Linked DNA regions of Mus musculus: region 1 is linked to region 2. Evidence: chromatin loops called from intact Hi-C (ENCODE). Cell type or tissue: heart. All regions are shown on one strand.

What was found. A loop is a pair of places that touch in the nucleus more often than their neighbours do. Peaks named below come from ENCODE experiments on the same cell type or tissue, not always from the same donor. Only the 100,000 strongest peaks of a DNase experiment are listed, where the experiment ranks them.
Region 1: it touches region 2 in a loop (2.8-fold over the local background); 4 of 42 quality-filtered maps call a loop at or near these places.

What each region holds. Positions count from the first base shown.
Region 1 is chr5:35,186,201-35,194,200 of GRCm38, reverse strand. No RefSeq gene overlaps it. Among named protein-coding and RNA genes, the nearest start is that of Gm31601, 29 kb to the right of the region's middle. In heart, no CTCF peak of the experiment used is centred here; a DNase peak (open chromatin) is centred at 4,910; H3K27ac peaks cover 489 bases; H3K27me3 peaks cover 1,834 bases.
Region 2 is chr5:35,275,337-35,283,336 of GRCm38, reverse strand. It overlaps Adra2c (adrenergic receptor, alpha 2c), which reads right to left and starts at 4,771. Exons shown (of 1, transcript NM_007418.3): 1 at 1,574-4,771. The coding sequence starts at 3,451. The coding sequence ends at 2,075. In heart, a CTCF peak has its summit at 4,368 (motif pointing left); no DNase peak of the experiment used is centred here; H3K4me3 peaks cover 2,699 bases; H3K27ac peaks cover 870 bases; H3K27me3 peaks cover 8,000 bases.

The DNA of each region.
Region 1 (8,000 bases), 89 kb after region 2:
ACCTGAGTAACCTAGCCAAGCAAGGACAGCCAACTGAACCCAGCCTTAAATAAACAAGTGGGTGGGTGAAGAGGAGGAGGAGGAGGAAAAGGAGGAGGAGGAAGAGGAGGAGGAGGAGGAGGAGGAATAGGAATTACAAGATGGGTGGAAGAGCTTGATAATGAGTGTGTCAACTGACAGATATTGACATTAGTGGAAGAAAGGTGGATGGATGATGGGTCAGTGGGATGGATTGAATCATGAATGATAGGTGTATGAATAGAGGGATAGGTAGGTGTATGTGTCAATCATAGATGTGTATGGGTGAGTGGGTGAGTACTTGGTGGACAGGTAGATGATGGGTGGATGAGTGTGTGGGTAGATGGATGATGGGTAAATGGATGGATGGATGATGATGGATGGAGAGATGGATGGATGATGATGGATGGGTGGATGGATGGATGATGGGTAAATGGATGGATGGATGGGTGGGTGGGTGGATAGATGGATGATGATGGATGGGTGGATGGATGATGGGTGGATGGGTAAGGGGTGTGTAGGATGGATGGAAAGATACATGGTAGACTTATGCATGGATGACTGTTGGGTGACTAACTGAGTCAGGGGTAGCTGGATGATAGGTGACTGGACATATGTTCCATGGAATAGATGGGTGTAGGTGGAGGAGAACTTACTTGCGATCAACCATGGTAGATGCCAGGGCATCTTGAGATTTGACATTGACTTTCCCCTCTAAACCCTGCCTGAGCCAGCCTTCCTCCAGCAACCTCAGTGTTGCAGCTCATCAGGATGTATTATTTGTCGTTTCCTTAGTTATGGAGGCACAGATACCTGCTAGGGTCTGCTGCTCAGGTCTGTCTGCTGTCAGAGCCTGTGGGGAGCCTAGACTTGGTGGATGTTTCCTCCTCCCTTGCCCAGCAGATGTGTCTGGCAGACAGTGGATTTCATCATTTTTCTTCACTTGGGCATGTATTCCTGGGTAATAACCAATGCTTACAGGAAAGCTGAAGTCCTTAGTAATGAGATTGAAATCAGATCTCTGTGCACAGGCTGCACAACAGGCTCTCGAGGCCTTGCATGCTGATGAGGCTGCTGACCTGAGCTATCCATCTGGACAGAGGGGTTCATGTCCAGGATCCCCAGGGTGCTGCCCCCAGCTTGCTTCATATTCACAGAAAAACTAACGTGAGTGGATGTCCCTTTCCAGGGCCTGGGATGTCTCTGCTCTCATCCACATTCTATCGGCCACAGGAAGGAGGAGCCTCTGTCAGTTGTGGAGTGATCTTAGGAGGAGAGAGACTAGAGGGTGATCCTTAGAAACACTACCTAAGAGAACAGGAAGGTGCAGGCCCAGAGAGGGGCAGCCCAGGCATAACAAGCCCATTCCAGGACGCCCTTAGAGTAATTATGCTCAGGAATAACCATCCAGGTTATAACCTTATCCAGGGATAACCTTGTCCAGGGATGATGACTTCAGGGACTGTCCACACCCACACTGCTGTTGTTGTTTGGAGAATTTTCCAGCAAACAAGAGCACCGAGTATGCCCTCACCCTCTCCCTGCCATGGGCTTCTGTTCCTCCTGTGCATTTGTGCGTTTGCTAGGTTCTATTTTTTAGTCAAATCTGGCCTCTTTTAGAGGATTTCCCCACACCTCAGCATCAGCAGCCCTTGTAGGGAAGAAAAAGAAAGAGACTTCTCGGCTGGCCGTTGAGATGCTGCCCTTCCTGTTGGGAAGCCCAACACTGACCTACCAAGGCCCCATTGCTGTTTCCTGACAGTCTTTGTTCCATCCTGTGCCCTCTTCTTGACTGTGTTTTCAAGAACCTTGTTAGGTTTAGAAAACGTTTTCAAAGAACCAGTTCTGGGCTTTCATTATTGCTTCCTCTGGGCTTTTTGTTTCTGTACTCATCAGCTTGAATTTGGATAAACTTGTCTGCTTTGCTTCTGGGGTCTGGCCACTCCCTATGCATTGCTTCTAACACCCTCAGAAGCAGGGAGAGCTTCCAAGCCCCTCCCTGCACTGCCTGGGGTGGGGAAGGGAGAACAAACCCCATCTTATTTCTGGTCAGCCTGGTCTCTGATCTTTGGGCTGATGCCATCTCTGATGTCTGATACTCCCATACTGAATTACATCAACATTGAGTTTTAGACATTTTTCCAAATCCTCGGTTTTAAGTTTGAAGCCTACCTCATAATACATGGGTCATCAAGTCTCAGATTGTTTAACCACTCAAGCTCTCTAATGCTTTCTGTTCCTGCCTCATTGAAAAGCTGGGTGGGAACCACTTTCGGATGGGAAACTCCCAAAAGGACAATGATTGACATCTCCCTAAACCAATGACAGCCATTCATGGGAGTGACCGGAGGTCTAATGGGCAGCCATTCCCCTGCCCACCTGGAGGGCAGAACAGAAAGACAAGGAGGACAATGGTGAGTGGGCTCTGCCTCCCTAATTTTCACCAAGACCCCACCCTAGGGTGTTGCGTGACCCCAAGTGCACCACCCAGCTCTTCAGTATTGTCGGCCACCAAGATGCACTTGCTTAGGGGTAAAGGTACATACCCAAAGACCCCTCTCCAGCTGTGCGTGGGGAGGCCTCAGCCACAAGGCAAATGAGAAAGAGGACCTTGAAGTCTTCAAGCTGAGCGTGGCACCTGATGGCTATAATCCCAGTTGAGGCAGAAAGGTTGCCGTGAGTTTCAGACCAGCCATCCACAGACTGAGACCTGTCTCAACACAAATGAGCAAAGGGGAAAGAAAAGAAAGTGGTCCTCACTCTGAGTCTCTGAGCACTGGCAAGGCAGTTTGCTCTGTTGGGATTTCAGTTCCCCAAGCCTCCCAGGCTGTCCCCCACAATGATGGCAGGGACAGAGAGCACTGCTACAGAAGAGATGGACGGCCGACAAAACTGCTTTCTGCCACTGAAGCCTGGACTCAGAGCTGATGAGTTTGTGCCCAAGCCCAGCAGGTTCCAAAGCTTGCCCTGGCTGACGATCTACAAGGCACAGCTGGATACAAGCTTCCTCCTCAGCCCAGGACATCAGCTCAAGAAGGTCCTAAGACATCAGGGCCATGCCCTTTCCGTAACTCATGGGATGTATGCTTGAGTTCCCCACGCTGCAGGAGCAGTCCTACTCTCGCTTGCCCTTCAGCTGCTCCTGTTCACCATGTGGTGATGTAACCCCATACTGCTGCTTAGGTAAGCAGAAGAAAGCGCAAGGACTCATCTGGGGACCGTGGTTTTCAGGTGACGGCACGATTATGGCAGTGCTGTGTTTCCATGTCTGACCTTTGACATTTGGGCAGAAGGGCTTTGTAGGCACCCAGGACCTCCCTTCACCTTCTCAGGGGCACCAACAGCTTCTTGGAGGTGTCCCTTTCGTTGATGTCTTCTATGAGCTCAAGGGCATCCTCAGCTACACAGAGAATTTGACTAGCTTGGGCTACACGAGACCTGTTTGGAAGAAAAAAAAAGAAAAGAAAGGAAGAGGAGGGAGGGAAGGAGGACGAGGGAGAGGTATGGAGGGGTGACAGTAGGTAAGGCAGGGAGGGAGAGAGAGAGATAAAGAGAGGGAGAAACTATTCTCACATTCCACCTTCTTTCAAGATCAAAGAGTCCACAGCTCTCTCTCCTCGCAGGTCCTGGGGACGGATCCTCTACCACTGAGTGACTGTACCACTCCAGGCTCTGCCAGCATTGTCACAGAGACCTCTTTGGTGTTTCTATGTCCTCTCTTCTCAGGAAGACACCAGTCACTGGATGAGGGCCCCACCCTTGCTCTAACCTCATGTCAACTTGATGTCATCGGCAATCATTCTGTTTTCCTGAGTTTGAGGCTGCAGATTTAAGCACATCTTCTGAGCAATTGCAATTGAACCGGCTCTGCTTGGAATCCGCCAGTGAGGGAAGCACGTTGATAAAGATACTTTTTTTTTTTTTTTTTTTTGCAAACTTTAAACTGACAAATGACAATTGTGAATGATGCGTGAGTGTATGGATCTGGTGTTTGGGATGTGCTCATCAAGCTAATTAGCATATGTGTCACCTCCCAGACCTCTCACTTTTGGGTCAGGACATTTGAAAGTCACTCTCCTGGCAACTTTGGAACATAAGATTCAACTGACTCTCTATACCTGCAGGGTCCACACCATGGGGTCAACCCACCCTGGGTAGAAAGTACCTGAGAGGAAACTCACTTCTGCACTGAGCATGTAGACTGCTTCACTGTTTTTTGTTAGTGTGCTTCTAATGGAGGCCACACTAAGTAACACCCAGAGATAGTCTAAATCTATGACAGGAGGATGCCTAGCATTGTTTTGGTTTTTTGTTTTGTTTTGTTTTGGTGGGCTTTTATTTTTGGTTTGGTTTTGGTTTTTGAGACAGAGTTTCTCTATGTAGCCCTGGAATTCCCTCTGTAGACCAGGCCTTCCTTGAACTCACAGAGATGCCCCTGCATCTCCCCTGAGTGCTGAGATTAAAGGCGAGCGCCGCCATTGCCCAGCTTGTGTTTTTTAAGAGGCCTGAGTGCTTACAAATTTTGCCATCTGCAGAGTCCTGGAACTCTTCCCCGTAGACACCAAGGGACTAAGTACATTACTGAACTATAGTCACCAGGTTGGCCTCCAAGGGTGACAGCGTGAGGACACAGACAAATGTCACGCTGGGGAAGCCACACTGGTCTCAGTGTTTCTACCCATGAAAATGCTGGGATGAGGTTGGGGCTCTTCCCTGCTCTGAGGGTTGGTTGCTCCTCTGCAGAAGGAAAGTTGGGGACAGGGTGAAATAATGTAGGCGAGCAGCCTGCACAGTGCTGGGACATTTATGCCACAGGCATCGCTTGGGGCCCGGCGCTCAGGGCAGCTTGCCAAGTGCATTTGTCAAGGAAAAGGAGGCTCAGCTACTCAGAGGCTCGTGATGACCCAGAAGCATGCTAAGGCCCTGCCAACAATGAAGGGACAGGGAAGGGAGCCAAGGCCAACAGCCTGGCTGAGCAGAGCAGCCCTGAGAGACGCTACTGTGGCTAGAGGTCCCCAGAAGGAAGCCTCAGTCTCCCTTCCAGCAGCCCTGGAGAGTCTGGGGATAAATACAGCAGGGAGCAGTGTGGCTGCACAGAGTCAAGCAAGCAGGTTCCAACTGGTCTCAGCGACTTTGTTTCTCCCCACCTCCCAGTGGGGTGAAGGTTCAGACCAGACGAGCTGCACTTACCAGGTGTTATGGAAGGGATTGTGACCCCCCCCTTTACCACTCATATCAGGGCCCCAATTCCAGCATCAGTTGGTCCCCACTCTGCTGGGTCCCCTCTGCTCTTTTACTGGCTTCTTTCCACATGCATGCCTCAGGTCACAGGCTTCAACAGAACCCATAGTATGACTAGAGACAGAACAAACAAACAAACAAAAAGTAATACATAGTTGAGCCTCCTTTGACTAGAAGTGGAAGATGCAAGCTTGGAAATCAAATCAAAGCGTTACCATCAATGAAACAACAGTGACTGTGGTCTGCATTGCCACAGAGCCTCAGGCCGAGGAGCAGAGCAGAGAGAGACACATGCTTGAGTGGGCCTGGTGGAGGCCACCAGCCTGTACAAACTGAGGTGTCACCTCCAGGTTAATGTCCGAGTGACAGATTGGAGGCAGTTTGGCTTCTCTGTCTGCCCAGGTGGGAGGCAGAGACAAAAGTGCAGCATCTGCAGATGTTGAACGATGCTGCAGAGTTCTGGCTTGGCCCTGGGGCTGGCTGTGGCAAGCCTGACTGTGTGGAAGACTGGGTCAGGTTCCCAGGAGGTTGCTCTAAGTCATGGTCCTGGTTCTGTCTGAATGACAAGTTTCTGTCTCTCAGCCCAGCTCCCAACCTGGCTTCTCTTTCAGGGTGTGTACCTAGGTGGTGGGGGAGTACAACGGAATGAGAAAGTGACTGTGAGTTTCCCAAGGAAGTAAGGTCTAGAGAGCGTCCTCAGAAGTACTGTGTGGACCCAACCCTCTGGGAAGACAGGTTGCATGCACGCAGTTCTGGGACTTCCAGTCCTGGGTCTCCAGCCTTAGGGAATCAACAGCAGAGGTGATTTCTGGAATGACTCACAACTCCTCCTCTTTCCCTAGGTCTCTGCTCACAAAGGGGTCTGTTTCTCATTTGAAGGGAACTGGCTAAGGGAGTGTTTCCCCAGCAGCAGAATACAGGTTAGAACAAAGAAAGAACAGAAGGATGGATGTGTGCAGAACGAAGGGTAGAGTACAGCATAGAAGGATGATATGGGAGAGCAAATGCTTTGGAGAGAGGGCAGAAGCTTCTGAGGGGCATGAAGCTGGGATGCAGGTGCCCCGAGGAGGCACAGAGAGCCAGGACTGCCCCCACATACATTGGGAAGGATCCACATATCTAAGCGGAGGAATGGGTCAGGTCAGAAGGGCAAATGTGGGCCTATGGGCTACTTGACAGAGATGGAGCTGACAGACAACAAGACCTGAAGGCAGCAGGGTCAGGGCGGAGAAGGAACCAGAGGGGCTCTGTGAACTAGGATGGCAGAGATAGGGAGAAAAGGAAGGTTGGGGTCAAAGATGGAAGGTTATAGAGGAGTAATTGGGGTAGCTGACAGAAGTGTCATTCTGTCGCTCTAACAGATATCATGACCAAAAGCACTTGTGGGAGGAAAGGCTTTATTTAGCTTACACTTCCAGGTCACAGTAATCACTAAGGGCAGTCAGGGCAGGAGCTCACTCACAGTCAGGGAAGTGTGGCAGGAACACTGGAGAACACTGCTGCTGGCTGTTCCCAGATGCATGCTTAGGTAGCTTCCTTCTACAACCAGAGACCACCAGCCCAGAGACTGGTGACACCCACGGTGGTCTGGGGCATTCTACACCTATTAACCATCTGTTTAATTGTAAAGATAATCCCATACACATGCCCACAAGCCAATCTAATCTAGACAATTCCTCAATCCAGGCTTTTCTCTCAGATGACCCTTTAGGGGTTGAGTGACCCTTTCACAGGGGTCACCTAAGGCCATCAGAAAACACAGACATTTACATTATGATCCATAACAGTAGCAAAATTACAGTTTTGAAAATAATGTTATTGTTGGGGGTAACCACAACAAGAACTGTGTTAAAGGGTCACAATGTTAGGAAGGTTGACAGCCACTGCTCTAGACTGTGATAAGCTAACAAAGCTAACGATGACAAAGGGGTCCAACAAGAGGGACAGCACCCCTAAGCCTAGAAGGCAGAAAGAAATGGAAAGTCTACAGATGTGGGGTGAAAGTGGAGGGTGGTCCAGCAGGAGCTCAGACAGCTCGGGAAGGACAGAGCAGCCTTTGAGGAAGACAGAGAGTAATGAGGCAGGCAGGGAGAAGAGATGGTACAAGGTTCTCCCCGCTACACACTCTGGTTGGAGGGGGCGGGGAGAGAGAGAGAGAGAGAGCGCAAATGGACAGAGGGGCAGGGACAGGGCTTGGGAACTGCTAAGGACCATGGTGTCAGGCAGTTTGATAGGAGAATTTCTCTATTTGTTCCAAAAGGAGCAGAGAGAGCTGACCAGAGCTAATGAGCAAAAACCCAGCAGCATACAGGGAAAGCTAAATGCCCTTGGAAATGGAGCAAGAGCTGGTTGAGGCTGGCTAATGGAAGTGCCCCAAATATACACTCTGGGAGTCTTCTCTCTCTATCTCTCTCTCTCTCTCTCTCTCTCTCTCACACACACACACACACACACACACACACCCCTGGTATGTGTGTACATGACTATGCATATTTGCAGATGTGTGTCTCTGTGGTCCCACAACACCATCATACATACAGATGGCCACCCACTGTGCACACCTGTGCAGATCCAGGCATGCGCACCTGCTTCTTGCTTCTCAGCACTAACCAATAATGAAAGCAGCGCCCCCCACCCCCACCCCACCCCCACAAAGCTGCCAGAGCCTGAGGCAGGAGGAAAGGTGCCTTGCACTCCAGCAGGAGAGAAAGGAGGTGGCAGGAGGAAGTAAGGGGCAGGGG
Region 2 (8,000 bases):
CAGTTACAGAAGGATGAGAACTGCCTCCCTATTTCATTGGTTATCTGGGCTCTATTCTGGGTGCTCTGAGATGCAGATTCCAACAGTGGCAATTCTGAGGCCCTGGGCCCAGAAGACCTTTCTATAAGCACATAGGAGAATCCCACCATCTTTTCCCTAGTAGGATCAACTGTGCCATTCCCTATGTATCACCCCCAGGCCCTTGACCGTGCCTTTGGACCATATTGGCAAAGTTCCCTCATAATAGGACCAGAGACAGCTGAGATCTCCCGGATCCAGCTTAGCCAGCATATTCTGTCCTCTCACCACTCCAGACTCAGTTTCCCCATCTGGGCCTAAGCCAAACATAAAGTAAGCCTTTCACCACCTGAAGTGATGGTGGAGTCTGACACTGCAGGGACACTGTGAGATCCACAGTGGTTGAAGAGCGCTCTCTCTCTCTCTTTCCCTCTCTCCCTCTCTCTCTCTCTCTCTCTCTCTCTCTCTCTCTCTCTCTCTCTCCTCTTGTGGTGTGTGTGTGTGTGTGTATGTGTATGTATGTATTGTGGGGTAGGGTGTGTGTGTGTGTGTGTGTGTGTGTGTGTGTGTGTGTGTGTCCTTGTGTCCCAAAAGACAGCTTTGGCAGTTCAGGCTAGAAAGGAGAAAGGACTGCTCTGGTGTCTGACTCAGGGACAGGGGCTTGGGGAGAGCAGGACTAATGGGGTTGGGGACCCAAGAGAGACACAAGCTAGGCAATCACTGCAGGTATCCTGGCAAGATCCCTACAACCCACCCAACTGCAGTGAGCTGGGTCAGAGGTGTTGAGGCCACTCTCCCACCGCAGGTCCTACTCATAACTTTCCTCCCAACCTACCCTGGGGCCTTCCGGGAGTGACCACAGCGGGCTACTAGAGTTCAGTGGGTCCTGACTTGGAGATAGGACGGTCCTCAGAAGTGTTTTATGCCGGGGCTGAGAAAAGGTAGAGTGGGCAGCACTGGGGAGAAGTCCTGGGGGTGGGGGTCTGGACCTTCCCCTGCTCGTCAACAGGTTCTCTTTGCTCTGGGCCACAGTGACCTTGGCTTCGTTTCAGAAGCAATACCTGGGGACTGTCCAGATCAGCCTGGCCACCTAGCAACTAAGCAAAGCCACCTGGCCACAAGTCCACCCCATCTGTGGGGTAGACTTCTTGGGTCTCATCCCACCTTGCCCACTTCAAAAGGCAACCGGAAGAGCACGTTGTATGCCAGAACTACACTAGGCTCTGAGTGCAGATGTCTGGGGCCCTGGAGGGACGGAATGTGGGGAGGAGACACCCCTCCTCGCCGAATCTAAGTCTGGAATCGGCTTGAGGCCCTCCATTCCTTTGCCTCATAACCACTTGAAGAAAAGAAGTCCGAGTATATACTTTACATATACCCAAATCCTTTACCCGCTTTAACCCCTTTCTTCCTCATGAAAGAAAGGCAGTTAGAATTCAGCTTTCAGAGCACTCTATACCTTAGTGTGTGCCTGTTGGGGGTATGGGGAGCTCAGGGGAAGATCTGGAGAGTTCTCTGACACCCTGGCTTAAGAACTGACCAATGCACCTGACACTTAGATTACAAAGGTTTATTTAAAAAAAAATGGTTTGGTTGTTTTGGCTGTCATTGTATTTGGCAAACAATCTCAGTAACCAGAGATTGCCTGTGCTATCTCTCCTCCCCCAGACAGATGCCTTTTTCAGGTCATAGGAAGTCAGCCCTTGCTCACAGGGAAGACCGAGAAGGGGGTGGTGTGCTCCTTTCTTGGTGTGGTTTAGTTGTCTGAGCTCTAAAGCCCTAAGTTCACAGCCACACTCCACAGAAGCCTTCTCAGGAACTGGATCCACAACCTAGCTACAGCCCCTCGCTGAGATGGGAAGGCAAAGGTCTCCCTTTCTCCTCCCCACTCCCCAAGGCCCAGTTGTCTCTCGCCCAGCTCCTGTCTGCCACATCCCACACTGTGCCCTGAAGTCCACCCTGGGACTCTGGAGAGACCACACTGTTGGTCTCTCTGTCTACCCGAGTTCAGAGCTGTCCAGGACGTCAGTGGGTCCAGGTCCAGGAGGCCAGAGGGTCATTGCCTGAAGCCCCTTCTCCTCCTTCGAAAGAGGATATGCTTGAAAGAGCGCCTGAAGTCCTGATTGAAGACAGTGTAGATGACCGGGTTGAGCGAACTGTTGCAGTAGCCGATCCAGAAGAAAAACTTAAAGAGCGGTTCTGGCAACTGGCAGGCCTCACGGCAGATGCCATACAGGCTGTAGCTGAAGAAGAAGGGGAACCAGCACAGTACGAACACGCCCATGACCACCGCCAACACGAAGGTGAAGCGCTTCTCGCGTGCCTGGGCCACCTTGCGGCGGCACACACTGCTGCGCGCCCGGCGCCGACGCGACAGGAAGAACTCGACGGAGCGCGAGCTGGCCCGCGACAGGCGCCCTCCGGGGCCTGGGGACCGAGACGCCGTCCGAGCACCCTGCTCGGCTGCCAGTCCCGGTCCCGGTCCGTCCGCACTGCCCGTGTCCCCCTCAGCACCCTCTCGCCGCCGTCCTCCTCTGCGCAGCGCGCCCCGGCGCCTCCGCCTCTCGGCCGCACTGCTCTCATCCGGCTCCACTTCAGTGCGCGGGGGCGCGCAATGCCCGTTCTCCCCCGCTGCCTTGCCCAGCCCATTCTCTGTGGTCGGGGACGCGCCGTCGGGGCCGGCGGGGCCGCGTTTCTCGCTGAGCGTACGCGTGCGCAGCTTGGCCACGCGGTAGATGCGCGCATAGACCAGGCCCATGATGAGGCAGGGCGCGAAGAAGGAGCCTATGCAGGAGGACAAGATGTACCAGGTCTCATCGTTGAGGCCGCACTGCGGATAGGCGGCGCCGTCGGGCCGGCGGTAGAACGAGACGAGAGGCGGGAAGGAGATGACAGCGGAGATGAGCCACACGGCCACGATGGTGGCCTTGACACGGCGCGGCGTGCGCTTCAGGTTGTACTCTACCGCTTGCGTCACCGACCAGTAGCGGTCCAGACTAATGGCACACAGGTGCACGATGGACGAGGTGCAGAAGAGCACGTCCAGTGCCAGGTATACACCACACCACACTTGCCCGAAGTACCAGTAGGCCATGAGCTCATTGGCCAGAGAAAAGGGCATGACCAGTGTGGCCACCAGGATGTCAGCTGAGGCCAGAGACACCAGGAAGAGGTTCTGCGGGGCGCGCAGTGCTCGGCTGGTCAACACAGCGATCACCACGAGCACATTGCCTACCACGGTGAAAACGATGAGGAAACCCACCACAGCTGCCAACCCCGCCACAGCACCTGCGGAGTACTGGCCCGGCGGTGGCACCCAGTCGGTCCCCGAGGCGTTGGCACCCCCGCCGCTACCCCATTCGCCCGCGTCGCTCCCGTTGGGGCCCTCAGCCGCCGCCGCCGCCAGCGCCGCGGCCAGCGCTGGGGACGCCATGGTCCTCCCGAGAGCTACGCGGTCCTGCCAGGAGCCCGGGCGCAGCCTCGGCAGCTCGGGCGCCCCACAGCCAGGGTCGGCGTCCGCATCGCCGCCTGCTCCTCCGGCGCGCCGGCTGGGGGCCACGAAGCCCCGCAGCCGGCTCTCGGCCGTGGTGGCCCGGCGGGCGGGCGGCGCGCCGGAGAGCGTGGCTGCCGGGCTCCCCGCAGCTGCCGCGCGCGTAAGTGCAGAGCTGGAGGTGCCCAGAGAGCGCGGCGACGCGGCGGTGGGGGGGAATGGGGGTAGGTCCCGGGTCCTCGAGCGGCCCCGCCCTCGGCCTGGGTTCAGTGGGAGCGTCCCGGCCGCCAGCCCACGGAGATGCGGTGTCCAAGCTGGTGCACGCAAGCGGCTCCACGGTCCGGGTGCCCGACTGGGCTGCAGGCTGCAGGCGGCGGCCCGGACACTCTGCTTCCCAACGGGCTGGCTGGGGCTAAGCGAGCCGGGGCGCAGGTTGCCGTTCTTCCGGGTCCCTGCAACTTTACTTTGCGGGGCTGGGCGCCGACACCCGCGGTCCTCCTGCTGCTCCCGAGTGCGGGCGCCCCCCAAGGTCCGCGTTCGGCCGTGCGGGCGCCGCCTCGCCCTCCCCGCTCGCCGGTGCAGCGTCTCCGCCGCCGCGGAGCGCTTGGCGCAAGTGCTGTCGCCCGGGCTCGGCTTCCAACTTGAGTCCAGTAGCGCAGCGGGGAGGGCGCAGCGGGGCGGGGCGGGGCGCCCCGCAGGCCCGAGCCGCGGGCCCGGGGGGAGCGGGCCGGGAGCCGGAGCCCGCGGCCGCCTGGGCGAACCTGCCGGCGGCGCCGGGGAGGAGCCCTAGGCGGCGGCGCAGGGCGCGCACTCGGCGAGGGCGCCCCCTCCAGGGCCAACTGCAGCCTGCGGGGCCCGGCTGAGCGCGGGCTGGCCTGAGCGGTGAGTTCTAGAAGCCTGCTCTTTCTAAGATCGTAGTCTCCACCTCACTCGGTTACAGGCGACGGAGCGCGCGCGGGCGCGCACACCGGCTCGTAAGGGGCTGGCTCGGGGTCCGCGGCCTGATTGGAGAGTGCGCTTGTAGCAGCATGGCAGAGACACTGCTGGTGCGCATCATTCCTTTGGAGCTTAGGGTCCCTGCTCCCCTGCAGAGCCACCTCCTCAGTCAGCCTCAGTTCCCTCCTCTGAGTACCTCTCAGCGCTGCGGGATCGTGAATCATAACCACGGTGTCAGTCGAGGCCCAGATCAAGCTCCCAAGCTCTATACCCATGTTGGCAATTGTTGAAGTTGAATCTTAATGCTGTGTGATCCCGCTTTTCACAGCTGGAGGGGACGCTCCAGACCTGCGCTTTTGACAAACTCAAAACTGACCTGCCCCATGCAGCGTGATTTTGTGGGAGTAGGTTTAAGAGAGGGCGAGCAAATCAAATGTTGGGGAGATCTCGTGTCAGTTTCACAGAGGTTCTGTCACGTGTGGCCTGAGTTGAGTTGAGGCACTGGTCTCTGCCTCCAGGCAGCCCCAGGTCTGCAGGGAGGATGTGGCCAAGAGAATAAATTGGACTTTCCAGACCTAGCGTTTCCCTGCTAGAACTAAAGGAGTACCATTCTCTCCACCAAGGCTGGCCAGGACCTCATTACACAGGTCAGATAGACCGGAAAGGGAGGGGAGTTGGCAATCCACTGGCAGAAGGCCTCATCAGAAAGTCATTCTGAGGACCTTGGAGCCATGACCTGTGGCATCTGGACTTGTCCCTGCTCTGGTGGCTGCTTCTCCCTGCAGTCCTTGAGGATAGTGCAACCTCCTTGTGGGCACTGCAGCCCTAGAGGACCCACAGGACCTACCCTCAGGGCAGGGGTGTCCAACTAGGATTAGGCAGACGACAAACATTTCAGACCATGGGCCTGTCTTGAGTACTGTGCCCGTGCAGGACACACTTCTTGATGCCTGTCCTGGGCACTTTCTAACTCAGGGCTTGCAAAGTGCCATGTGCTGTCACCTGAGAATGTGAACTATGAGGAAGAACCGCCAAGGTTTTTTAACAAGTCCTTCTTACCCAGAGGCCCCAACAAGGGCCACTGATCAAAACAACTTCAGTTGGTTTGTATAGAAGCCCCCAGATGACTCCAACATCAGTATATTGGAGGAAGAGGAGGTCTGGCCTTATGGTGTTTGTGTCTGGATATTCACCCCCACACTGAGTGCCATCAAAGCCCTGGAACTTCCCCACCCCCCATCCCTACCCCCAACCCAGCCTAGAAGCAAAGGAGGAGGTGACAGCATGTATCACCTTTGGATATGGAGGAGTTATTAGGAAAAAGCTTTGTGGACCATGCTCCCTAGGGACTGAGGTAGTCCCCAGTGTGTGGATGGTCCCTAAGACAGAGTGCTCTTTAGGAATGTGGGTACTCCTTCAGATGGGATGCTTCTTTGGTGAGAGTGCCCCCCGAAGAGGCTGGTTTAGTTCTGAGGATGTGGGAGCCTGAGGACGATGAGGGGAAGGGCAAGTGGGCACTGGTCGGGTACTGTTGGAGAGATGGCTTCTCCCCTTGCAGGCAGCATTGTGGACCTGCCTGAGTCAGAGATGCTGTCATATGAGAAGCTGAGGGGACAACAGGTAGTCTAGCCCAAGCCCTGACTGCACACAGCCTCACGTTTCCAAGTGATGCCTGCCTAGGCAAAGGGATGCCCTGGGAGCCCTGCAAGGGAAGCCTGCAAGGGCATCTGCAGGGCTCGCTACTGAGTGACCTAGGCTCTTGGGGATGATGGCTACATGCTGTAGGGATGCTGACCATACCTCCCGGCATAACTGAGAGGAAGCCACTCTGGAGTCAGCAGCCAGAAGTGAGAGTTAAAGAGTCTGCTCATTTGAGGGCAGCTGGTGAGACCCCCTGGGGTGGCAGGAACTTACGAAGAGGCTGAACTAGCCTCTTTGCCCAGAGATAGCCAATTAGCCCCAACAGTCTGCTTCTGGTTGTTCTGTGGCAGGAAACAATGTGTGCCCCTACAGACTGTGTGTTCAAGAGTAGTTGGTGGCAGGCCACACTGGGTGTTTGTACCTACTATGTGAGGGCATTCTGGGAAGGTCCTGGTATATTTCAGAAGGAAATCCATGTGAAGTGAAGCAGCCTGGGTATTCAGAGTGGTGGGTATACTGGTGCCTAGAAGTGCGGGGTTGGTCCAGCCAGGGTTGCATAGTGCCTGGATGTTGGGTCCTAGGCTCTCAATTCCCTGCCAGGCCTCTACCACAGGATCTGGTTGCATGTCTGTGTGAATCCTGGGAGCAGTGCGCATGCTGCAAAGCAGCCGTGACATGGGCTGACGGGAGCTGGGCTCCTTGAATCACCCTGGTGTACTCACAGGTATGCGTGAACACATGCACCTCACTCCCTCATGGGCTCATGCACATGGATATGCTTATTCAAGTGTGCACACACAGACCCATTGCCTGAACACACGGATGTTCATGAAGATGCACTTACATTCACATGTGTGTATACATGTGCACCTGTTCATACATATATGTATGATTATATACCACTTACACACCACTTGCATGTGCATGCCACGTATGTACATTCATCCCTTCAGATACTTTCCAGTGTAGCTGTGTATATACCCAAACACATGCGTATGTGTATCTGCACCTGGAAGATTCCAGTCAAAGGCATGCATGTATACACATATGTGCATGTACACCCACATGAGTTTGCACATAGTCACACACAAGGCAAGCATATATGCACATATAAGCATAAATGTCCACACACATATGTTGTTTGTGCAACCACTCACATCTTGATTCAGAAGTGAGCAGAGCCATCAAGTGTGAATTTAAGCTCCTGATCATGTCCTTCCTTGCTTCTTGGCAGCTGAGTGACCCTCCTCATTCTCAGGCCTCAGTTTTCCTGTCTGTGAAATGAACACATTGCACCACTGTCTCTAATATCCGTGCTGGCTCTTCCATTCTCCCTCTCCCTGAGGGAGTGTCGCATCTGGCCTGCCCAGCTTTGCCTTTGGCTGGTGCCTGGAGCTGCTGAGGAGAGCCAGGCTCACAGAGCTCTTCCATTTTACTTAGCTCTAGCTGGTGACAGGGTCAGGGAAATAGAGCTGGATTTCTTGTCTCAAGTCTAAGAGGATGCCCTTTTTATTTGAAATGGAGCTGAGGATTTTTCCCTATGTTTATGTGCGATCTCATTTTTAAAGATGAGCCAAGGGAAAACCAAGGCTTGTTTCCCTCTCTGCCCCTCCCTGAAGAATTCCAAAGACTGATCTGTCTTGTCAGAACGTGGCAAGGATCCGGCAGCCGGGCTGGCTCTTGGCGCCCCAGCCTGCAGACTGAATCCATTGCATATTGATCATCGATTTGGCAACACAGCGTTCCAACAGAGCTGGCGAAGCCCTCTTCAGGGACTGGCTGGGATTGGCATGGGGTGTAATAGAAAACAGAGGGTCAGCGTCTCTTGCCGGGTACCCACTGTGTGCCTTGGCACTGCCCGGCTGGGGGTCTAGCTCCTGTCTGTCACTGTATCCTTAGCTGTGTGCAGCCTCAA